Regions from separate parts of the Homo sapiens genome. Here all the other regions are linked to region 2. The links are chromatin loops, found by intact Hi-C in ENCODE. Cell type or tissue: mammary epithelial cell. All regions are shown on one strand. Each heading gives the region's core, and the rest is flanking DNA. Links, peaks and the distances in the headings are about the cores only. Region 1 overlaps DMD (dystrophin). Region 2 has its middle 120 kb from the start of DMD. Region 3 overlaps DMD (dystrophin).

Region 1 (8,417 bases), core at 1-8,000, 320 kb before region 2:
TAGAATCAAAATTCATGTGCATTTCAATAGCATCATGAAATTATGGAGTTAGGAACACAATGATTACAATTAAAATATCATGTTCTCAAGAAGACCAGGTAACATCATGGAAAAGAATAGAAGTAAATAAGAAGGAGAGATTCAGTAGAAAAAAATTCATAAATATATGCATTTTTCAATTCAATTCAGAAAATACATTACATAATGACAAAAATGGGAATATTTTGTGTTTATATGATTTACTATTTATAATGCCCTTTTATTATATGTTTTGTTACAAGTAGGCAAGAACATATAAGAAAAATAAGACTCAGAGAATTTCAATTTTATATTCACCTTTCTTTTCAAATAAATTAAAGTATGGATATAACGTTTTCTCCTAAGGTAGAGAGTAGTGTGAAGAAGCCTGCTTTATCAAAAAATAACGTGCTGGTGGGGCTGCGGAGAAAATGGAACACTTATACACTGTTGGTGGGAGAGTAAATGAGTTAAACCATTGTGGAAGTCAGTGTAGTGATTCCTCAAAGAGCTAAAAACAGAACTACCATTCAACCTAGCAATCCCATTACTGGGCATGTACCCAGAGAAATATAAATCATTCTATTATAAGACACGCATACATATGTTCATTGCAGCACTATTTACAATAGCAAAGACGTGGAATCAACTCAAATGCCCGTCAATGATAGACTGGACCAAGAAAATGTGGTACATATACACCATGGAATACTATGTAGCCATAAGAAAGAATGAGATCATGTCCTTTGCAGGGACATGGATGGAGTTGGAGGCCATTATCCTTAGCAAAATGATGCAGGAACAGAAAACCAAGTACTGCATGTTCTCACTTATAGGTGGGAGCTAAATGATGAGAACACACGGACACATAGAGGGGAACAACACACACTGGAGCTTATCGGAAGGTGGAGGGTGGGAGGAGGGAGAGGATCAGGAAAAATAATTAATGGGTACTAGGCCTAATATCTGGGTGATGAAATAATCTGTACAACCAACCCCCGTGACACAAGTTTACCTATATAACAAACCTGCACATGTACCCCTGAACTTAAAATAAAAGTTAAAAAAAGAAAGGCTACCTTACTGACTCAAAAGTTTAGTGTTAATTTACCCTACATCATGCTTATCATGCTGGCTAAAAGGTAAATTAAAAAGAAATCTTGCAAGAAGTATGTCATATCAATTTATTTTATCACATGATATTGCCCAAAGAGGGTGAGTCCTGGATTTTTAATGTGGACATATATGTTGCGGCAATGAAGAGGTAAATGAACTATTGTGGCAGGCCAGGTCTCACTAATGCAGGCCTCCACAACAACTGTTTCAGCACTGACTGAGTGGTAAAGTTACATATTAAAAGCTGATAGAGCCAGCGCCCTTAAACAAAGGCTGGACGGTAACAAAAGCCCACCAAGAGTTTTGCCCAGGCCTTTCCTGGGCCTTGAAGCATGACAAGATAATGAAGGAATTCTTAACAGGACCCTTTTAGAATTAAAAAAGCTTTATTGGGGGTCTGAAGAAACTCCCCAGGACTCCACAAACAAGTTTACTGGGCATCTGAAGGAACTCCCCCAAACTCCATGATTTAGCCGGAGATAAGATAAGGGTAATCATCCCAGCACCTGGACCCATTTAGATAAAGTAAATTTACTGAGGCTCCAGAGGAATGTCTTCAGGAATCAGATCTTAGTTACAGATCAGAAGAAGTTAATCATTTATGTCTTTAGATGGATACACACTTACATGTAGACATACAGCGTAGAAGGTATATAAGCTCTGGAAAACTTTATAGTTTTGAGTTGGTCTGGGGATAATTTCCAGGTCTTCTCCCTGTAACCACTTACAGAAATAAAAACTCTCTCCTTTTCCCGTTCATCTGCATCTCGTTATTGGGCCACAAGAATAAGCAGCCCAATCCTCAGTTTGGTCCAGGAACACTATCATATCATGGGCTTTTGTGAAGACATTAGACAAAACTAATTATGCATTTCTACTTCATTTAAGTCAAACATGCATACTATGTTGGAAAAAAATCAGACAGAAGAGTGAGTATGGAAATAAAGATGATTACTAAATTCAGTATAGGATCAAAACCATCATATCACTCATTGGGAGATAGTTTATCTCTCTCAATTGAGCTGGCAGTAAATATTTTTTCCCATAAAATTTTTTCTCAAACACAAACATCAAGCACATTTTATGACAAAATTATTTTTGGTCATGTTTTCAAAACTGTACTTCCCTTTATTAAGCCGGCATGGATGAGCAAGATTTTTATAATGCGAATCATATTTGTCATAGAGTATACACGAGGCTTTTTAAAGGATTATAACATATCAATAAATTACATGGAAAGAATATTTACTCTGAATTAATCTTATCTAGAAATGGTTTTGTGTTTATGTGGAGATAAATATTGTTCAGTTATCTCTATATAATAGATGTGATAAATCACATTCTAGTAGAATTTTTTGGAATCAAAGTTAATAGAAGACTTATTTTAAAAAGAGATAGGGCTTATTTTTAAAATGGTACCAGGAAAGTGGAAAATCAGTTAGATTTACTGCAAAGACACATTTGGCTTCAAATGACGCCACAACAACAAGGATACATTTAATCACATTTATTTCCTTTAAATATCCCTTCCGTAGCTTTACAAAATAACAAGGAAATATTTTGTTGTCTCTCTATAATTTACAAATATTATATAAATGTGTGTATAAAAGGCAATGAAAAATTATCATCTGTCTGTGTGGTAAAGTAGACACAGATAGACATTAATACGACTATAAAAATGAATATGAGTTAGATTTATTAGTGAGGCATTTTTATAGTTGTATGAATGTGTGTGTGCCTGTGTCTAATTTACCACACAGACAGAATTTTTCATTCTCTTTTTTCTCTTTTTAAAGTCTTCTTCAACACAATTTTTCCACCCAGTTTTTCTTCTGTTTCTACAGTTAGCATAGATTTAATGATTTGTACTACTGACCTAGTATATTTATTATATTTATATAGTGTACTAGTAATAAACAATGAGATTATATAGAAGATATACATTCCTGCCTTTGATGGGCTCACATTTTAGAGCTTTCTTCATAAAGGTTACCAGATTCCCTCTAGCTCAGATTACTGCCTTCTCAGACCACCCACACTGAGCCCACTCAGTTCTAACTCCATTTATCAATTAACCAAAAACTCCCAAATAACTGTGTAGGTTCCATGAGTTCAGGAGATTCCACTTCAACTAATCTGTGTATCCTACAGGGCTAGAATTCTGCTGAAAGGCATGCAGCGATGCAATAAATTGCCAAATGATATATATATCACAATTATGTTTATCTTTTGGTTTCACCAAGTGGCTTAAACTGAATCAACTAGCTTCCTCTAAATTCCCATCTTCTTCAAAAGTGTCTAAAAGAATGCAGTCACTTAGCTAAGTTTTGACAGAAAAGAATAAGAAAAGAGGAAAAAGATTCTTTGCAAGTTCTCAAAATTAGAAGTTAGTGCACAGGTATATATACATTTTACCTTTAAATAAGTTTTCTCCTCTGTCTTTGTAAACTTTTATTTCTATTCCTGACACCTAGGATATGCTTGATAATAGAATTTCTGTACTTGAAAGAATGGTGACTCTCCTGATCAGTTATAACAGACTTAGGGAGAACATTTGTAATATAAATGAAAAGTGTGAGTTGAGTTAGAGGATGCAAATATTTTGGAAGAAAACAATAAATGTGCTCATATATGTGAATATTTTACAGTTTTAAGATATGGGCATTCATAAGGACAGAAAAAAATATACCGAATTGCTCTGAGGCAGTGCTAACAATATATAAATAGAGGATGGATTGGATATCAAGCTTTGATTTCTATATTAACAGGTGAGTTGTGATAAATGATAATGGAAAAGGTTAATGCACAGAGCGAAGATCTATTTCAACTTGCGGGAATGAGGATACACAGTACTTGTCATGTTTACACACCTTTTAAAAATTACTCTAGTTCAATTCAAAGATTCAGAGTATTGTTACATTTACTATTTCAGAAAATTTCTTCACAATTCTGATTTGTCTGTATGTTTGTTTGAAAATATGTCTCTTGTCTGCTTCAGAATTCCAAAACTTAAAAATGTCAATGATGCCAGTATATACAGCAATTAAACTATATATAACCATCTTATAAATATTCGGAGAATTATGAATAACTTTCCTAAATATCCTAGGTTTACTTTTTATTTATTCTTCTATATTTGTGTTGTTATATTTTATTTCACTTAGCTAAAAAAAGTTGAGGATTTAAAAAACGTTTTTAAAATACATGTTTCTGTTTACGTCTGTAATAGAAATTTGTTAATTATTCAGCAAGTAAATAAAATGAACTTTTATTAGTTAAAATTCAGTAAGTTAAATTAAAGAGTACATGGCAACATTCTACTACCAAATACCACAAAGAATAGACGATATTCTAAAAATGTTTGTCATAGAAAAGGGAGAACTTTTGAGATTGGATCTCCTAGTGGATTGTTTTGGCTCCATTATCATGAATTTTACAAAATCAGACCCATAGAGGGAGTAATTCATAGCTATTAAGAGTTTCAGGCATTTTAGTAGAAATTTTCACTTTTAGTGACTCTTTAAATCATTACAATAAGAAACAAAATATCCACTATCAAAACTATGCCACTCTTAAAGCCTTGGGTTTAAGGGCCATATTTTATTAGCTTTATTTTTCCATTATCTAGATTTGATGTCTCAATTAAGCAATCAATATATACATATACAAACATTCATGATGGAAACATAAGAAAACCGACTCACCAAACATTTGATTGATTTACCCAAATCGAGAATAATAATTAAAATGCAAGTCTTTTAAACTTTGACATCCCAATAAACCTCCATATATTGCATTCCTAATACTAGTTTTCAAGGTAAGAATATCTTGCTCTGTGTCCACCTATAATCATCTAGAGTCACGCTATTGATTAAAAATTGAGTTGTATTTGCAAATTAAGTAAATATTAAGAGTATGGATTGAAGCCTGCACAAAAACAAGATGAACTTATTGTCTTTAATCATTTGAAATATGCTCTAAACTATAGTGGCTGAATACACCCAAAGCAATTATATTGCTTTTCTTGAACTTGGTAAAGACCAAGAGGGACAAAAAAATGATAATTTTCACAACAAAATTCCCTCATATCTTCTTCTGCTGGGTGACATATTCTAGCTACTTGATGGAAGATTGCAGCTATAAACTCTGAGGACTCATGTCATTAAAGAAACTCACATTGTCAAGAAGAATCAAAGATATACATTTTATATAATTAAATAGTGTATCTTTGCCATATCTTCTGCTGCTTACTCCTTAAATAAGAGTGAACATAATATTTCCAGATTTGCACAGCTAAAATAAAATGACACTATGAGAGAAATAAAACGGATTTTTAAGATACACAGGTACATAGTCCATTTTGAAAATTTCACAACTTAGATCTTAAAAGTAAAGTAACAAACCATTCTTACCTTAGAAAATTGTGCATTTACCCATTTTGTGAATGTTTTCTTTTGAACATCTTCTCTTTCATCTAAAATGCAAAATAAAAAAATAAAAGTTAGGAAGCAACTTTAAATATAATTCATATTTTACAACCAAAGTAACTTTCCATTATGATGTGTTAGTGTTTTTTTACATTTAGTATTACATTCATTGATAAATGGAATTAAACATGAGTGATGCTGGTTTGGGGCATCCAAATTAAAATTACTTCTGAAAAATGGCCAGGCGCGGTGGCTCACGCCTGTGATCCCAACAGTTTGGGAGGCCAGTGAGGACGGATCACTTGAGGCCAGTAGTTTGAGACCAGCCAGGCCAACATGGCGAAACCCCATCTCTACTGAAAATACAAAAATTAGCCAGGCATGGTGGCATGCACCTGTAATCCCAGCTACTTGGGAGGCTGAGGCAGGAGAATCATTTGAATCCAGGAGGTGGAGGTTGCAGTGAGCCGAGATCATGGCACTGCACTCCAGCGTGGGCGACAGAGCAAGATCCCGCCTCAGATTTGTAATATCTGAAAAACAATTAATATGACCAAACCCATAGTCGTTCAAATACTGTATGATTATAAAAAAATAGTCTCCTCTGAATAACAGTATTTATTCGCCAGTTATGAATAGATACTCCAGTATAATTAAAAGAAACTCTCAGCTGTCATTTACTCCGAAAAACTATTTCGGAGCCTTTCCCCATGCCATCCACCCAACCATGGAGAAATGATTATTCCTTCCTTTGCAGCATCTACATACTCTAACATGGGCCTGATCTCACTATGGAAGAGGTTTCCTGATGAGCAGGAGCATGGTTTAGTTATCTTTGCTTCCCAGAACTTAGCACACTGTCTGAACAAATTAAGAGCTCAGAAAATACATCTGACAAATACGTGCATGCTTTAAGGAAGGGGAGATTCTACAACTCTAAAATTTCTAGGACCTCTTTTCATCTAAAAGTCAGAACATTTCAAATAAAAATGCAAATGATACTCTTCATGCCTTACATATAAATACTCAAAGAAAAAAGTCCCCAAAGATTTATACTAAGGGATTAGGGAGAAAAATTATTAAAAAACAGCTTCACTGAATTCATGCTTCTACAAATGATCTTTTTGCCCCTAAACTGGAAATTAGTATTAAGTCAAATGGACAGAAAAATCATCAATCTTGATATATTAAAATGTTTTTCTCCAAGCAAAAGACTATTTTTTTAATTATTGTAAATATAATCATATTAGTTAATGTTCAGTAAATGAATGCATCTGAGAGATATTTAAAATTGATAAATTTTATATTTTATCTACTTGGATTAAAAGAACCGTTATTAAAATGCCCTTTACAAAGTAATCATATTTGCTCTCATATATTTTTCAGTAGTAAATCTCCGTTGCTTCTCTTAAAAACATAAGGAATCACTTTCGCATAACAAATATATGCATGCACCAAAAATATCTGTTTATCTTTAAATCACAATACTAATCTATAAGTAGATTCCTTTAGTCAATATGAGAAATAACAGTGAATAAATAAATTTCAAACTGTCATCTTAGGTGAGAAATTTTATTTAGCATTACAAAATACATTTTTCTTATTTAATTATGTTATTCACACAAGCTTCTATATGTATGTTCAATATCAACATTATTCATATGGTATATGATAAATCTTAGCTACAATATGGAAGTATTTCCTTTGTTGACAAGGGTGAATAAATAAAAACAGATAGTAATAGTTTTCAAACCTATTCTAGCCTCCTTCAAATCTTTACTTTCATAAAATTAATACTAGCCCTTCCAAAATAATTTTAAAAAGAAATGGAACATTTCAAATGGTCAAAATTAAACCATCTTCATAGACTTTATGGAGGAAGATTGGTCAACGCATCATTTATCAGTAGTATATACATATATTCCTAAAAGTAAATGACCTTATTTGCAATTCCACTTATATTTCCTACATGTGCATGCGTACTTTCTGTCAGAAAGCAGAGAGTAAATGAGTCAGTTGAAAGCATACATTCAGATGTCTTTGAAACATACCCAAAACCCTCTGCCAAAAGCTCAATATGAGGTCTTTTGAAGTGATTTAATCTAGAGGCTTTTAAGTGAAAAATACGTAGTAGAATAAAATTTTTATTCTTTTCAATTATATGGACAAGGAGTAATTTTTAGGTAAGCATCGAAGGCAGCACGAAAACCTTGACATTATGTGCAAAGTGTTACTTATTTACTGTGTAAATAACACTAAATGTGAGCTTCAACATATAAACATCTTTGCTAGTTGTCCTCTCTCACCTCTACGTCTTTAATACAAGAAAAATGTCTTCAATGAATTATTGTCTTATTTTGGTATAGTAGCATATATTTTCTTCAACATAATAATTATTAATACAATTAATTGTATTATTATTATAAAATACATAACAATTCTTAGTGCCTTACTATTCATAAGTTTGTTTTAATTATGTCTTCTCAATCTGTATGTAATTTACTACTTTATACATAAACACAAGCTGAGAAGGAATAAAGCTATTAAGTGACAGAAATGAACTTGATACAGATTTTCTGAATCAAAGTCCATGGCTTTTCACATTGACCAGATATCTATCATTTACATTATAATTGCATAATTAACAATACAGAATACCATAAGATAATCAGAGTCACAAAAGGTGAACATATTAACGCAAATGCAAAACAACCATGAAATCAGAGCTTCTATTTTGAACAACTCAAGGAGGTTCCATGTATGTTGTAACCTATGTGAATAGCGTCCTGGAATTTGGCAATGCATAACTTATTTGTCTGTATGAACTGATCTAGAACTGAATAATGAGCCTTCTTT
Region 2 (8,441 bases), core at 393-8,392:
AAAGGAGACACTGAAACATTACAGCTAACTTGAGTTTTTTCATTTAATTTAAAGATAGTGTGAACAGGTACTGAAGACACTGTCTTACATTTTACTAATATCTATATAGAGTGGATTAAATTTGTGAAAACATATATCTGCACAGAGTCTATAAATTTCTCAAGGTCAGAAAATAAACCATAAAAAGATTTAATTCCTCTAAAGCTTTAAGCATGCTAACATTTGTTAACTTGATCTTATAAAATGACATTTGAGATGTGTTTATCTTCCAACCTAAAATATTAATTTTTATTGATCAGGTTATAAGTTTTTGCTTACTTGCAATAACTTTATTATTTTTTCTGTTGACCCTAACATATAACAAATGAAGACATGTGCAGATATAACATGTTAAGAAGATAAATAAAACATCAACACTCATGTTAACACTGCAAATACACATGAGAGCTTTATACTAAGACGGCCATCTCCTCCCTCTGACTTATATTTTCCTGAAGGACATTTACATAGCATAAATATTTTAAAGACTTTTGGCTATTTGATGACACCTTGAACATATACTTTGAATCTAAGGGAAAGGAGAGTCATATTTATCTCCTTTCTAAAACAATTCAAATGTGATGTGTCCCTATTTGCTAAGCTGAAAGTAAGATGAAGTCAAATAAATGGAAAATCAAATATTTTTAAACTTCTAGGAGCTTTTTGTTTGCTTTTTTGTTATTTTAATAAGAGAAACAAAGTAAAACATGTAAAAACACAAACTCTCACCCAGCATCCTCTTACGAAATACCCAATTTTCAAATAAGCAGTACTATTTGCTCTATTTATTACTGGTCTTTAAGAGAAATAGACCTAAAAAAGAACATCTTGGAAGGCTAGTGTACTTTCATAATTCCCTGAGAAGCTCAGTGATTATGAGTAATGTGAACCAGAGTTCAATATTCTTACCCTTGGAATCAGGAAAAAGAAAGTCCTTTAAAAGATCAAGATCTTTGATAGCAGTAACAAGAACTAAATTTGCCAGGGGTAGAGCCGTCCTCTTACCAATTTCAGGCAAGAAGCAATCTTTTCTTGAGTAGCGAAAGGCAAGCCAACTAAAGAAAAAATCTGTGTGACTTCAATTACATAAAATTGACTAGATGGTTAAAAAACAATACTTTCACAGAATTTTTTCTTTCTGTAAAACTTTACTTGTATGTTGGTTCTTATTTCATTCAGAGATATATTAAGAGCAAATGAAATTGTGAAATTATTTTCAAATACACAAAAAAAGCTCCCCCACGACAACTTTTTCTCAATTGCCTCTTTTGCCTTTCCTCAGTTTTATAGTCTTCAGTGGGTCTCCCTCATTGCTCCATATTCCTAAGCCAACAGGAAGAATTTCTTTCAGACCCTTAAGCCTTGTGTCTGTTACCATAGAGACAGGCATCACAAAGTAGCTGCTCAGGAACATCCTCATGGAAATACAATAAGAATCCTATGGGTTTTACAGGAATTTCCAGCGCTACCAGTGAGCAGAAATTATATCTTTCCCTAGAAAAAAAATGTGGGGATTTTAGTTGCACATTATGGAACTATGGAGATTGTAATATTTGGTGGTAAATTCAGAATCCCTCAGCTTTATGCTTAGAATTTGATTATAGTTTCTCCTATGACATGAAAAAAAATCCCTTCTCATATCCCTATGTTCAGGAAAATATAAATAACTCATTGCTAATTCTTAAATTTAGCATGTCTTATCAATCATTTACTAAAACCCTTAACTGTTCTTTTATAGTGCAGTGCATTTGTTTTATCTTGATCCCTTCTAGAACATATTTGATCAAGAACACACTCATAATGTTATAAAAGTAAGTCTCTAAAACTGCAATTCCAAAGCTGCTGAGAGAGTCTATAAACCCACGAAGAGAGAAGAGGGTAGCTGCAAGAAGAAAATTCCACTCACTTTACCTTGTTTTCCATTGACTTTCACCCTTTCTGTAAGTCTACTGAAATCATACACTAACGGAAAAGCAGCAATAAAAATAACAGAATCCTACCAAATAGGTAAATTCAGCAAGATTAATGGAGTCAAACTAGGCAGATATTATATATAAGTCAATGATTGCAGAGACTTCAATTTTTTATGGAAACATTAAATAAACATTCCTCAACAAGTAAATTATCTCAATAGACTAACAGCCAAATGAAACCATCTTTATCTGTTAGGCTGCATATTTGAACTACTTTTCCAAGTCTCTAGTACTTAAGTAGTATGGGTGGTTACAATTTCTGTTTATGGTATAGAACTGTTATTTAACTGTTACATTGCTTGTTTAGATACTTGAGTCAATAAGCAAAAAACAAAATTTCTTTATAGTCTAGAGATGAGGTGAGCAAACTTTTCCTATCGAGGGCCAGATAGTAAATATTCCTGCTTTGTGGCCCACATGGTCTCTGTCATAAGTACTCAACTGTGTTTTAGCATGAAAGGAGTCCTATATAGCATATAAACAAATAAATGGGTGTGGCTGTCTTCCAAATAAACTATAGACTCTTAAATTGAAATTTTATATAATCTCATGTGTCAGAAATATTCTTGAAATGAAACAATTCAGAAACGTGAAAACCATTTTAAATGACTGGTCAAACAGTAATAGATGTGACAATGTGGACTATCATTTACTGACCCCTAGCCTGGATGATGCGAGTGGAGTAGTAGAGACCCTCAGAGAAATAAATGTCTAAAAAAAAGAACATGTTTTTAAAAGAAATGATTGGACTCACAGATTCTTAGTTAAAAATTATCTCAGACATCTTCTTCAATTTCCATTTAGTGCAGAAACTCCATTCTTAGCACTGAACACTTTAGGAATAAGGAGTGCAGTGTCTCACAAAGTAATCAATTCTCTGCTCACAACATTAACTGGAAGAATACTTTTCCATTGCTACCAAAGAGGTGCAAGTGAGTCTAAACCCTCTTCTGCATTATAGCACATCGAATATTTGAAATCAGCTTAATTTTCTCTACTTTTTTCCTTCAAGTATTCTTCAACTTTTCACTTTTCTAGTACTTTCCATGCCCCTCAAATGTTATAGTTTGTAGGACCTTTTAGCATTCAGACACTTTTCACTGAACATACCCCCAAATGTTAAGGTTCCTCTTAGATCATGGTGTCCTTCTAAAATATGTATATATTACCACATATAATATATACATATACCATACCTATCATATATATACACACACACACCATTATATCATATATATCCTTCTAAAATTCGTTCTCATTTTTTTCATTTCCTTTTTCAGGATACATGTCTAACAATATTACTTTGTTTCATTGTATTTTGATGTCATATGAATTATGACTGATAATAATGATGACCAACAAAATCAGTAAGATTTATTCAATTAATTATTACTAAGCTTTAACTCTCTCATGTCCTGTACTTGCCAGATTGATTTTATGAACCTTAGCTTAGGATGTTATACTTATTCCTATTACAATTATTCTCTTTGACCTCACCACAGTTTTTAGGTGGTCATAATCCTTTGGTACCCTAATAGTTCAATGTATTTGTTCTGCTTCCCAGATAGACAGGCTATCTGGATCGTCCTTCAGTTTTTGGACATTAATATTTCACAGGCCAAGTAGGTTCAAGAACAGAGACATAAGGCACATTACAGAAGATTAGGTTCAAGTCAGATGGAACCAATTTTATAGAACTATGCTATAGTCCTGTGAAAGGCCCTCTTCCTGGTTTACTGTGATTCATTAATTGATACATCACAGGCAGGGTCATTTAGCCAGCTGATTTATTGACCAGACTCTTATGTCAAACAGCAAATATTTCTCCATTTTCACCATATGGGCATCATAAAAATCTTTACCAAAGTCCATGCTATAATCAAGATAACTAGCCATATTACATACTTTTCAGATAACATTGGAGAATCACAGCATATATTATCTTTGCACTCTTTCTAAACCATCTCACCTTCTTCAGGAATTGTCAGTTACTCCCAGTGAAGAAAAAATATTGCATATTTTTCTGGAAAAATATTTCCAGTTTTAAGTAATTATTTACTCTCCACAATCTAATTATGGACTTTCCTTCCTATTTTTCACTTTAGTTTATTAACTCCAGGACCAACTAAAATATTGTCGTGGCTTTCTCTTTTTAAACAGTTCTGACTTTTTTTTTTTTCCAAAGCGTGTGTGTGTGTGTGTGTGTGTGTATGCACATGCTTAAGTGGTTTGTTTTTATTTGCTTTTTCCTTCTTAAAAGATGGATTATATGAGAATGGGAGGATAATAGGATGGAGCAAGCTTCTCAGGCAAAACATTTCAAAGCATATTTCTTAACCGATAGTGTCTTCCCCTGCTCATCTTTCTGAAGAGCAACACCTGAGAGGCAGCTACTCTAGCTCATGTGGGAAATTTCACTTGACAGTCTTATCACAAAAAGAGAAATAAGGGAGATTTTTTTACTTAAAAAATAATGATGCTCAATAAAATTTTTACCTAAAAGAGATAAATAATTGTTTTAGAATATAAATGCCTTAGAGAAAACAATCTGAGTTTGAGAGAATTGGGGAAAACTCACATAGATTTATAAAAGTCACTAATTCTGGATTTAAAAATATATTAAAATGTTTGCAGTCTATTTCATTGTGTCCCACTTCTCTTTCACACCTTCTATTTTTATGCATTTCTCCTTCATCGTTTTTTCTTCCTTAAAGCACTTCAGAAGACACAGGATTAAGCAATTGGGATTTGAAGACTTCACGTGGTCTCATCACTCTGCAGGCTGACCCTGTTTTAGAGCAAGAAATATTGGCAGACATTTCCAGCTCTTACAATGCATTTATCAATAAGGGTTTGCCTGCTCTTCAGGTGCGTGGCATATAGACTTTACGATTTCATTAATAATCAACAGCTGGTGCCACCTAGCGTCTGTCCAATCCATTCATCAGTGGGACCAAATACAGAGCACTTTCTAACCGCAAATGAAGCAAGCCTAAACTATAAACTAAAAAATACAAAAACACAGTTTGGGGATTCCAGTGGCTGATTTAAAGTACGCTATCTTCATTGAAAAAGAAAAACCTTCTTTTAAAAGTAACTATGGTAACAAGAGAGTGAGGCTAGAAGGAAGCTCACATTTTTTCGAAGGAGACAATTCACAAAAGGAGAGTCCTACTAAAGATGCAGTGTAAAAGAGTTTTTACAGTCTTGAATGGTCACTTAAAACGGTTATAAAAAGTTGAAAAGTAACATTGGCCAAAGAGGGCTGTATTTTAAACAACAGTATAGACAGAGCTGAATTTTCTCAACCAACCACAAAATAACCCTGTAGCATTTGGATGCAAAATTCTGTCAGTCTTTGAGCTTCCCAAAGATTAACCAAGTTCTGTAACACACTATACAAAAGCATCTACAGTACTTAAAAGTATTAAACGGAAATAATCAGAGTGCCTGAACCACATTATAAAAAAAAATTCTTTGCTGCTAAAATGATACATCTAGAAAACTATTTTCTTTCCTGCTGTATATATGAATTATGAATGATATTCAACCACGGTAATGTATGCTTCAAGGTTAAAAAGTAGTCATCCAAATCCTTGACTATTTTTCAAAACAGAAGTTAGCAATTATTTTGGAGAAATCCTAGTGTAATTAGCCCACCACTTGCTAATTAATTTACTGATATTTAAATACATGTTGTTTTTAACTCACCCTTTCTAAGAGGAATACGTAATTGAAAACCATGGACTAACATTCAGAAAAAAAGTTACATAACAGCCAATAGTGTTCCTTAACCAGACTGACTGGGATATTACAATTACTACAGAAAAGGCACAGCACATACGAGTAGCACTGTGTACACTGAAAGGTCATATTAGATGTACATATATGATAGTCTATTAACTTGGATGATTTAGCTCCTCAGGCTATGGAGGAGACTGGGTAGAGAGCCGAAAGATTCTGTATTACATAGACAGTTAATAATCAGGCTTTTCACACTTAGGAAAATCTATTTCTATATTATTTAACATCTGTTTTAAACAATCACTTGTTAAATGTTTGAATGTTTTATTTGCTTGTTACCCTAGTGGTGATAAAGATTATTTCAATATGTTCAGTCTGATTACAGTCACTGACAGATCCCCATGACAGCATGTGAAGATAGGTTATAGAAACGATGCATAGTTTATACAAAAAGCATAAATTGCTCCCCTTTCTCCAAAAACTTTATTTTTGGAGCCAAATACTGTCCATGCTCATGCTCCATTTGCTTAAAAGTACTTATAATTATAATCCACTGATTGTAGGGGAAAGAAATATTGCAAAACAGAGAAAGGGTTCTAAAAATCGTACGCAGGCAAGAAAGAATGTAAGACAAAACTCATTAAAGGGCAAAATAAATAAATAAATAAATAAATAAATAAATAAATGCTCACATTTTCAATAATTTATCACTTCTGTCATTTTTCATTAACAGCCTTCAAAGCCCTATCTGAAACAAGCTGATACAGAGAAATTAAGAGCAGTAATCAAGCGAGAAATCATAGACCAGCTGGGTCGACATCAACTTGGCAAAACGTGAATACAGTTCAATAGCTGAAACAGATGCTAGAGTTGTTGAAAAACCCTGCAGGAGATATTGATATATTTTCTTCATATAATGCAGAATGACTGAATAAATGTCAAAAGCTAGAAATTGATGAGGAGAAATGACTGACAGCCAAACTCCTTATAAAATAGAAACCAAGTATAACAATTTTCAACCTATCCAAACATTCTGTACATTCTCATTTCTCTCACTGTCTGAATATGCCAATACATCAATCAGTTCTTGCAACTAAATTGCATATAACTAATCTGGGGTAGATTTCCCCGAAGATTTTTTTCCCCCTGTCATCATCTACCTGAAGAAACCTAGACTCCTGAACAATACTTTATTCTAAAATCTTCTAACACTGATTTCTATCCCAGAAGTGTTTTCCTGAGGTTGGAGGCAAGCACACCCCCTCCCCAAAATCTAACGCAGCACAAGGCAATTTTAAAATCCATTCTGTAAAAGCAACACTGTTTGCAGAGTTTGAAGAGCTCGGCAACAAACCCCAGCTACCAACAGCTGCTTGTTCAAACATATGCTTTGTCATGGCCAGCTTCTAATTGTATTTGTAATGATGTAATAGCTTTAATAATCCTACCTTCCATGCCAGCTGTTTTTCCTGTCACTCCATCATGCCAATAAGTTGGCTGCTGTAACAAATCAAGATAGTGCAAAACAGCATCTTTCTCCTGATTCTGTCATCTTCCTGAAAGCATTCTATTACTGCCGACTGCTGGGAACCAGAAAGTCTATTTGAATTCCAACAGCTCCCCTTTCGCATGATTCAAGTTAGGTTAGGTGGGCATGCCTAACATGATTCTTTCAGTCATTTATTATGCAGCTGCTACAACGTCGGTGTGGTAACCACTCTGACTATCTGATACGTCAGTCGAACAAAACCTATACCTCGGAGCAAACACATGAGCCAGAGCAGCGTTTGCATTTAACGAGCATTCTTCCTGCCTAAAAAACAGTGGATCTGCAAATCTCTTTCAGTATCTACTCGCTCTTCTGTACAGATGCAAAGCCTTTGGATTAGATTATTTTCCTAAGTGTAACAATAGTAGAGTTCCTCGCCAAACATCATATTATTCACACTGAAATTTTGGCTGATTTTTACTTATCTTCACAGCCTTTTAAGGGTAAAAACTCTCTTCTGAATTGTACTTTTGCAATAAGATGTTGTGTGCTCAGCTCCACATTTCTGCGTTGTAAAATATAGCATGCACTTTCTCAAATGGAATTTGCCTCTTGTGACTCTATAGCAAATTTTCAAATAAGAGGATATTTCAAGAAAATATTATTTATTTTGCACACTGGAGATATTTAAAGTCTGGCACCCTGTATGCTTCTCCCAAGGGTAGACTTTATACTTGATATTTTGACTTTAGATGAGTGATTTCTTCACAAAGTAAGAAATTAGATTAGCTGAATCTCTTACACAACTTCTTTAACAAGTAAATAAATGCTATTCAGGAAAATGCATTTTGTATTTTAAAAATACTAATCGTGAATCAGTATTTGTTAAAAGAAACTGTAATTGTTATCAATTATACCGTATAATTTTCTCTAAAACTTCCAAGTTTGCCTGTCTTGGGGGCACTTATGGTTTGAAATTATAACACAAGAAAGTTTAAGTGTTTTCATGAGAAAAATTAATAAAATCATATGTTTCCTCTCAGATTTGTATTAGGTATTTAGTTTGTTAGGAAAGCTATCCCCCCTACCACAAAAAGTAAACAGACAGCTGGTTTCATAGTTACATTATGAAACTATAAGGAATAACTCATTTAGCATATGTGAAATATGCCAATATCGCTATTCTGAAATAGTGT
Region 3 (8,441 bases), core at 217-8,216, 560 kb before region 2:
TGTGAGAACTATCATGAGTGCAGCATAGGGGAACCACCCATCCCCCATCCCCCAAATGATCCAATATCCCACCAGTTCCCTCCCTTGACACGTGGGGATTACAATTTGAGACAAAATTTGGGTGGGTACACATAGCCAAACCATATCATTCTGCTCCCGGCCCCTCCCAAGCCTCATGTCATCACATTTCAAAACACAGTCATGCCTTCCCAACAGTCTCGCAAAGTCTTAACTCATTTCGGCATTAAGTCAAAATTCCAAGTCCAAAGTTTCATCTGAGACAAGGCAAGTTCTCTCTGCCTACAAGCCTGTAAAACCAAAAGCAAGCTAGTTACTTCCAAGGTACAATGCAGGTATAAGTATTGGGTAAATGTTTCCATTCTAAATGGGGGAAACTGGTCAAAGCAAAGTAGACACAGGTCCCACGCAAGTTTGAAATGCAGCCAGGCAATCGTTAAATCTTAAAGCTCCCAAATCTGCCTTGACTCCATGTCTCATATCCAGGGCAGGCTGATGCAAGGGGTGGGCTCCCATGACCTTGGACAGCTCCACGCCTGTGGCTCTGCAGAGCACAGCCCCCATGGCTTTCACAGTGCCTGCAGCTTTTCTAAGTGCATGGTGCAAGTTGTCAGTGGATCTACCATTCTGGGGTCTAGATGGTGGGCCTCTTCTCATGGCTCCACTAGGCAGTGCCCCAGTGAGGACTCTGTGGTGGGGGGAAGGGCTCCAACCCCACATTTCCCCCCTGCATTGCCCTAGTAGAGGTTCTCCATGAGGACTCCGCCCCTGCAGCAGACTTCTACCTGAACATCCAGGTGTTTCCATACATCCTCTAGACATCTAGGCAGAGGTTCCCAAACCTCATTTCTTGCCTTCTGCACAGCCGTAGGCAGAACACCACATGGAAGCTGCCAAGGCTTGGGGCTTGCACCCTCTGAAGCAATGGTGCAAGATGTACCTTGGCCCCTTTTAGCCAAGGCTGGAGCTGAAGCAGCTAGGACACAGGAAGCCAGGTCCCAAGGCTGCACAGAGCAGTGGGGCCTTGGGCCTGGCCCACCAAACCATTTTTCCCTTCTAGGCCTCTGGGCCTGTGATGGAAGGGGCTGGCACAAAGGTCTCTGACATACCCTGAAGACGTTTTCCCCATTGTCTTGGCTACTAACATTCTGCTTCTCTTTACTTATGCAAATTTCTGCAGCAGGCTTGACTTACTCCCTAGAAAATGGGTTTTTCTTTTCTGCCGCATGGACAGGCTGCAAATTTTCCAAACTTTTATGCTCTGCTTTCCTTTTAAAGAAAAGTTCCCATTTCAGATAATCTCTCTGTGAACGCATATAACCGTATGTTTTCAGAAAAAGTCAAGTCACATCTTGAATGCCTTGCTGCTTACAGATTTCTGCCAGATACCCTAAATCATCTCTCAAGTTCAAAGTTCCACAGATGTCTAGGGAAGGGGCAAAATGCCACCAATCTCTTTGCTAAAGCATAGCAAGAGTCACTTTTACTCCAGTTCCCAACAAGTTCCTCATCTCCATCTGAGACTATCTCAGCCTGGACTTCATTGTCCGTATCACTATCAACATTGTGGTCAAAGCCATTCAACAAGTCTCTGGGAAATTCCAAACTCTCCCTCATCTTTCTGTCTTCTTCTGACCCCCCCCCCAAATTGTTCCAACCTCTGCCAGTTACCCAGTTCCAAAGTCACTTCTATAATTGCTATATTTATAGCAATGCCCCACTATCTGGGCACCAATTTTCTGTTTTAGTCTGTTTTCACACTGTTATAAAGAGTACCTGTGGTTGGGTAATTTATAAGTAAAAGAGGATTAATAGACTCACAGTTCTACATGGGTGGGGAGGCCCCCAGGAAACTTACAATCATGGTGGAAGGTGAAGGGGAAGCAAGTACCTTCTTCACAGGGCAGTGGGGTCGGGGGGAAGGCTGTCAAATACTTTTAAACCATCAGATCACATGAGCATTCACACACTATCACAAGAAGAGCATGGGGACAACCGCCTCCCTGATCCAATCACCTCCCACCAGGACCCTCCCTCTACACGTGGGGATTACAATTTGAGATGAGACTTGGGTAGGGGACACAGAGCCAAATTATATCAACTTATTAATGCAGAATAAATTGTTTCCAATACAATGAGAAATTTTCCCTAAGTTTTTCTATTTGTGACACCTCAAAACTAAACCACTGATGTTCTCAAATGCTTAATTAATTAAACAAACTCATCCAACCAAAAATATGCTTGTGCATGAAAGCTGATGTTTTATGGTTACAAAAAGTAAAACAAAATAGTATGAAATAAGGAAAACATACTGCATTCTATGCACTGATAAAATGAATGAAGCTAAATGGGTCATAAAAAAGTATATCCAGTTTTATAGGGCGTGAGGCCTATATAGCAGCATAAATTTGTCTTTTTTTTTTGTTTTTACAGTAATTAAGAGTATGCAACACGCTCCACAATTATCTGAGTAATTAGATTTTCTCAATTAAAAACGAGCACTGATAAGATTAGCTGGATTTCTAGGTCACTTTGTTTCGCAGCATTATCAATTTATCCAGGTCAGAATCTTACATCTAGGGATACAGACTGGACTGGAAGTTCCTAGTTTTTAAGTTTGGTTTCTGGTTGGGGGGGGAATCCTACCAAGCTAGGAAATTAATGGGAGGATGCAATTGAAATAACTAGGATAGTACTTAATGTGTTGTAAATAATAATGGCAGTTATTACTTTGTAAAAACATATTTTAAGCAAGTATGGAATTTCTCAGAAAACTTAACCTCAAAGCAAAAATTTTAAGATTGTTTATGGTAAGAATTTAATATCATTTTCCATGTATTCTCATTCTTACTGTTATTATTTCAGTCATTGGGGAAAGTTATGCTTCCTTCAGATGGGGTGATTAGAATAAACAAGAATAAGACCTCTGAATTCAGGACTTCGCAGTTTTCCAAAAGAAATCGGTATTTTTTAAACTTTTAACAGATTACTCCTTTCTATTGAGCAAATCTTTACCTTTCCAATTGGTATTTAGACATGTAAATTTAAAACAAAGACATTCTTCTGCAAGGAAATTTCAGATGCTTCCATAAGCATTTGAAACAGCCCAACTGTTTTTGCATACTTAAGGAAAGAGCTATCTTAAGGATGGCAACAGTTACTGTGTAAAAATTTTAGAAATCCTTTTAAGTATCAAGTATACATTCTTATGCCCTGTGCACATCGCTGCTCAATTTTGGATGTCCAGCAGTGTGCGCACGTCCATGTGTGCATGCACATAATTATATACCCATGCACATGAGCACATTCATTTAACCATACAAGAAGCAATCCCAGCAAGAATTCTAAAAAACTGATATATGTCTGAATATTACTGGAAAAGAGACTGTAGGTGAGACCTGGGCTTCATATGGTTCAACATAGATTTGTCAGTTGATGCTGTTAATTAAAAATAATACAGAATATATAGGACAAAGTATTGTGTGTTGATGTAATTGTCCCATGACTGTGCCAGGTAAGAAGCGTAGAGGATAATATTCCCTGAAAACAGTAGGGATTTCTACTGCTAAACATCTTTTAAAATGTCAGATCCTCGCAAAAAAAAAAAAAAAAAATATGGACTTTCGTCTAGGGTGAGGGAAAAAGTTTTTCCCTTCGTGCCTTTTGTGATTCAAGTCCCGAACCCTATAGAAATGAGCACTGCTGGACTTCTACCATTGAGGGCAGTTTGTCAGGCCCCAAAGCTGAACAGCCAAGTACAACAGACCAGAGCTAAGAAACTGAACAGAAAAAAAACTACAGAGAGTGCAGTAGTATTCAATTACTGTTGTAACATATTCCCAAAATCTTAATGGCTTAAAACAAGACAAATGTTTTATCTTACAGCTGAGTAGGTTAGACATCTGACATGAGTCTTATTAGACTAAACTCAAGCAACAGCAGGGCTTTGTTCCTTTCTGGAAATTCTAGAAGAGATCATGTTTCTTTCCCTTTTCTAGCTTTTATAGACCTCCAATATTCCTTAACCCCTGGTCTTCCTCCATTCTTCAAAGCGAACAACAGTAGGTATAGTCTTTCTCAAATTATATCACTCAGGCCTACTCTTGTGCCTCTTTCATTTTTAAGCATTCCGGTGACTACATAGTGTGCACTCAGGTAATCCAGGTTAATCTCCCTCCCTATTTTAAGATCAGCTAATTAACAACCTTAATTCCCCTGTGTCATGTATCATGTACTATACTCACAGGTTCTAGGGATTTCGACATGAGTATCCTTGGGGAGCCAGCATCCAACTACCAAAGGAGAGTTTAAATATGCAGGTTTAAACAAAAAAGTCGTATCATATTGAGTATCCAGATTTCACTTTGTCTCCGATATACTCTAATTCTGGTATTCCCAAGTATTAAATATCTTGGGCACCAATTATTTTTGTAAACTGGTGCCTGTAATAAATTTGACTAAATTAAGCTGATTATTTAAGCTAATTGTTCATGTATGAATTATTTCATCATTCCACTGATAGGTGGCACAGTAGCTCACACAATTCCAAGAGATTTAGTTTCAAATGAAAGTCGTCCTATTCATCCCCTTTATTATTGATTTTACTGCACACACACAGAGAGTCATTACTAGATGGGAACTGATAACAATGTTGCTCGGACACACAATGACACCTAATATTTATATTAATATGCTAGCACATTTTTTCTGTTCCTATTTTTTGATAGCTGCAAATTAGTCTTTTGTCGCACATTCCCTTTTTCATGAGGTTTTTAAAATGTTTAATAAATCATCTACATATTTAATTTTTACCACTAGCATTTAGACATTTTTAAAGTTATCTTTTGAAACTAAATTATTTTTAGATTTTACAGATGTTCCCCCTTCCTGTGTCCATGTGTTCTCATTGTTCAATTCCCACCTATGAGTGAGAACATGCGGTGTTTGGTTTTTTATCCTTGCGATAGTTTGCTGAGAATGATGGTTTCCAGCTTCATCCATGTCCCTACAAAGGACATGAACTCATCCTTTTTTATGGCTGCATACGGCCTGTGGTGGGGTGGGGTGGGGTGGGGTGGGGGTATGGGGGAGGGATAGCATTAGGAGATATACCTAATGTTAAATGACGAGCTAATGGGTGCAGCACACCAACATGGCACATGTATACATATGTAACAAACCTGCACGTTATGCACATGTACCCTAAAAGTATAATAAAAAAATCAAAAAAAGAAAAATTTTAAAGATTACTATTCAAGATATTCTTGGGAAAATATTTAAATTATAATAATCCCAATTTAAATTATACTTTAATTATGTGGTCATTTTATATTTTAACTTGTCATGTATCTTCTCCCATACAAGCCTGATATAAATTTTACATAGAAATCATGATCTGTGTATCCATATACTTCTCCCCTCATAGTACACACACTTACCCGATATGTAGTGTGTATTGCTTTAGCATACTCAATAAAATCCATTGAGACAAAATATGCCTTATGTTTCTAATTGTAACAGTCAATTTTTACCATATAAATTACCAAGAGGATTTTTCTAAAATTATACGATGAATGTAGCAATTACACAATCTCTCTACAACTTTTGTACCATACATGGAATTCTATACTAGAAGCCGACATTCTTATGCCCGACAGAACTATTTAGTTCATTTTATGAGACGTGCTATTGAGTTTTAGATAAAGTTTGAAATTTTATAACAGCTTATTCTGTAAGAATGCATACAATTATCAATTACCTTGGGAATAAATTGTTTTACATATTTCTGAGAACCTTCTGCAGCTTCTTGTATATCAAACCACAGGTATATGTTTTAGCATAGTTAATATTTTTTGAAATTACCTTCACCACTGTTATTTTATTTAAATAAAGGTAATCAGGAAGGCCTTTCTTCAGCTTAGACAACAAAGTAGCCAGTAAGATCAAGGAAAATATTAGGTAAAACCCAAATACAACTTCAATACTTGGATACTGACCATTTCATTGCTTGTTAATGTTAATTCCTTGGATTAATCAGTTAATTTAATCTATCAGCTTGATAACGTATCTGATCAGAACTTTAAAATCCTAACTGGTCTTCACACATATTAATGACCCTCACACTTTCATGTAATATGCTAATGTAAAAGCCGTGTCTTCAAGAAACATTTGTTGTACATTAAAAAACAGGCACTCGCACTTTCAGAGGCCGAGGCGGGCAGATCACGAGGTCAGGAGATCGAGACCATCCTGGCTAACACAGTGAAACCCCGTCTCTACTAAAAATAAAAAAAAAATAAAAAAAAATAAAAAATAAAAAAATTAGCCGGGCATGGTGGCAGGCGCCTGTAGTCCCAGCTACTCGGGAGGCTGAGGCAGGAGAATAGCGTGAACCCGGGAGGCGGAGCTTGCAGTGAGCCGAGATCGCGCCACTGCACTCCAGCCTGGGCGACGGAGCGAGCCTCTGTCTCAAAAAAAGAAAAAAAAAAAAAAAAAAGGCACTCTTATGCTCTGGGAATTCAGCTGTGAATAATAAAGGTCCCAGCACATGAGGAAGTCACCACCAATAACAGGACTGAACAAGTCTACAACTACCTACAGCATTGTGATAGGCCAGCAGTACTATGGTGGGAACAAACTCCACTGGAACATTAAGTGAGAATTATTTTTTGAAGGTTAGGAATTTTACGTTGGATTAAATATCAATGATACAATCAAAGTGAAACATGAGAAGGACTCATACTGTTGTTTACTCTGTTAATATTGTACTAAACAGTATTGAATAAAACAAAATCAACGAAACATTTGAAAAACAGAAGACATTGTATCTTTAAACTAGTGATGTCATTTTCTTGCATTCTCATATATAACTCAATATACCGGGAACACTGTAGATTCTAAATAAGTATTATGTAATTAAGTAAATAAATTCTCCCTTGCCTCTACTCCAGTAATCCCTCTTCCCTTGCTGCTGCTTGTGAATGTGTCAGCCTCTCTCCTGCAACCAAATTTCTACCCCAGACATACTACATTCGTCTTATTCCATCTCTCCATGTATTGACAAGATGGGCACATGAGTACGTGCACACACATACATCCGCATACTAAGGCAAAGTAGCTTACTTTACCTATCTCAGAGAGAAAACTAGCCTAAACATAAGGAAGAATGCTCACTAAAGATTTTAAGATACAGATAAAGAACATTTGAGTCACCTTTAAGAGACATAAATTACATGTTCACTCCACTTTCTCTCTATTTCCCCAAATATATGGTATTCTCCTCAAACTAAGATAGCAAGATATCTCAGTTGATATCTTAATACACTCAGTATTCATGTAGGCTCCCAGGTAAGAAAAAAATTATTATTGTTGCTTGTCTAATCCTAGTTGCATTTAAATATGAAATAGTAACATGGTAATTTTTTAGAATAAAAACCAATTTTGAATACAATCTAATGAAAACTTTGAAAAATGTTCATTTCCAAAGATAAATTAAAGACAGATAATTTCACAGATCATGCTCTCCCTTAACATTAAAAAGGTTCTTTTCTCATATATGTATTAAATATTATCATTAAAAATCACTAGAATATCAAAAAAACAGCCTACAGACTTGGTGTGTATAGTATGTGATAACATAAGCACAAAACAAAACAAAAAACTAAGAATAGTTTCAATATGTATGCAGTAACAGAGACACATGCTATTCTGAGAAGGGTTAAATCAACAAAGGACATAATCTTTCTGGGGTTCAGCTGTGAAATGCAGAGTGGAAGAACAACATCCCAGGGAGTTGGAACAGCAAGTGCTAAGGCCTTAAACTATGTAAATATCATGCTAGATGATTGTGTGTAAAAGAGAATTAAGTTAAATCCAGAAAGAAAATAGGGCCAGTCATTGTCAAGTTCTTCCTGCAGTCACAGAAAAAGATGAGAATAACTTGAACTATGGTGGTGGTTGTACAGGTGGAGAGGTATGAATGATTTAGTGATATACAGTGGGCCCTCCGTATCTGCGGGTTCTGTATCTGCAAATTCAAATAACCTCTGATTTGATACAATAGGGTGAATATAGTCAATAATTGTGCATTTGAAAATAACTTCAAGAGTGTAATTAGTTTATAACTCAAAGGATAAATGCTTGAGGTGACATGCTATTCTCATGACGTGCTTATTCCATATTGTATGCCTCTATCAAAACATCTCACGTACCATATATATATACACACACACGTATATATATACATATACACATATATATCATATATACACAAACACCCCATGTACCCACAAAAATTATATACACACACACATACACACACACATATATATACCTATATGGTGTGTGTATATATACACACACACGTATATATACATATATGGTGTGTTTATATATATACACACACATATACATATATGGTGTAT

The links. A loop is a pair of places that touch in the nucleus more often than their neighbours do. Peaks named below come from ENCODE experiments on the same cell type or tissue, not always from the same donor. Only the 100,000 strongest peaks of a DNase experiment are listed, where the experiment ranks them.
Region 1: a loop joins it to region 2, with 3 times the contacts of the local background. A loop is called at or near these places in 2 of 110 quality-filtered maps.
Region 3: it touches region 2 in a loop (25-fold over the local background); 6 of 110 quality-filtered maps call a loop at or near these places.

The regions. Positions count from the first base shown.
Region 1 is chrX:33,014,593-33,023,009 of GRCh38, forward strand. DMD (dystrophin) reads right to left here. Exons shown (of 79, transcript NM_004006.3): 2 at 5,547-5,608. Among named protein-coding and RNA genes, the nearest start is that of DMD, 190 kb to the right of the region's middle. In mammary epithelial cell, for the core only: a CTCF peak has its summit at 4,544; no DNase peak of the experiment used is centred there; H3K27me3 peaks cover 615 bases.
Region 2 is chrX:33,332,055-33,340,495 of GRCh38, forward strand. It overlaps a transcript of DMD not described here. Among named protein-coding and RNA genes, the nearest start is that of DMD, 120 kb to the left of the region's middle. In mammary epithelial cell, for the core only: CTCF peaks have their summits at 4,945 (motif pointing left) and 6,109; no DNase peak of the experiment used is centred there; H3K27me3 peaks cover 509 bases.
Region 3 is chrX:32,774,630-32,783,070 of GRCh38, forward strand. All of the region lies in intron 7 of DMD (dystrophin), which reads right to left. Among named protein-coding and RNA genes, the nearest start is that of MIR548F5, 140 kb to the left of the region's middle. In mammary epithelial cell, for the core only: a CTCF peak has its summit at 4,539; no DNase peak of the experiment used is centred there.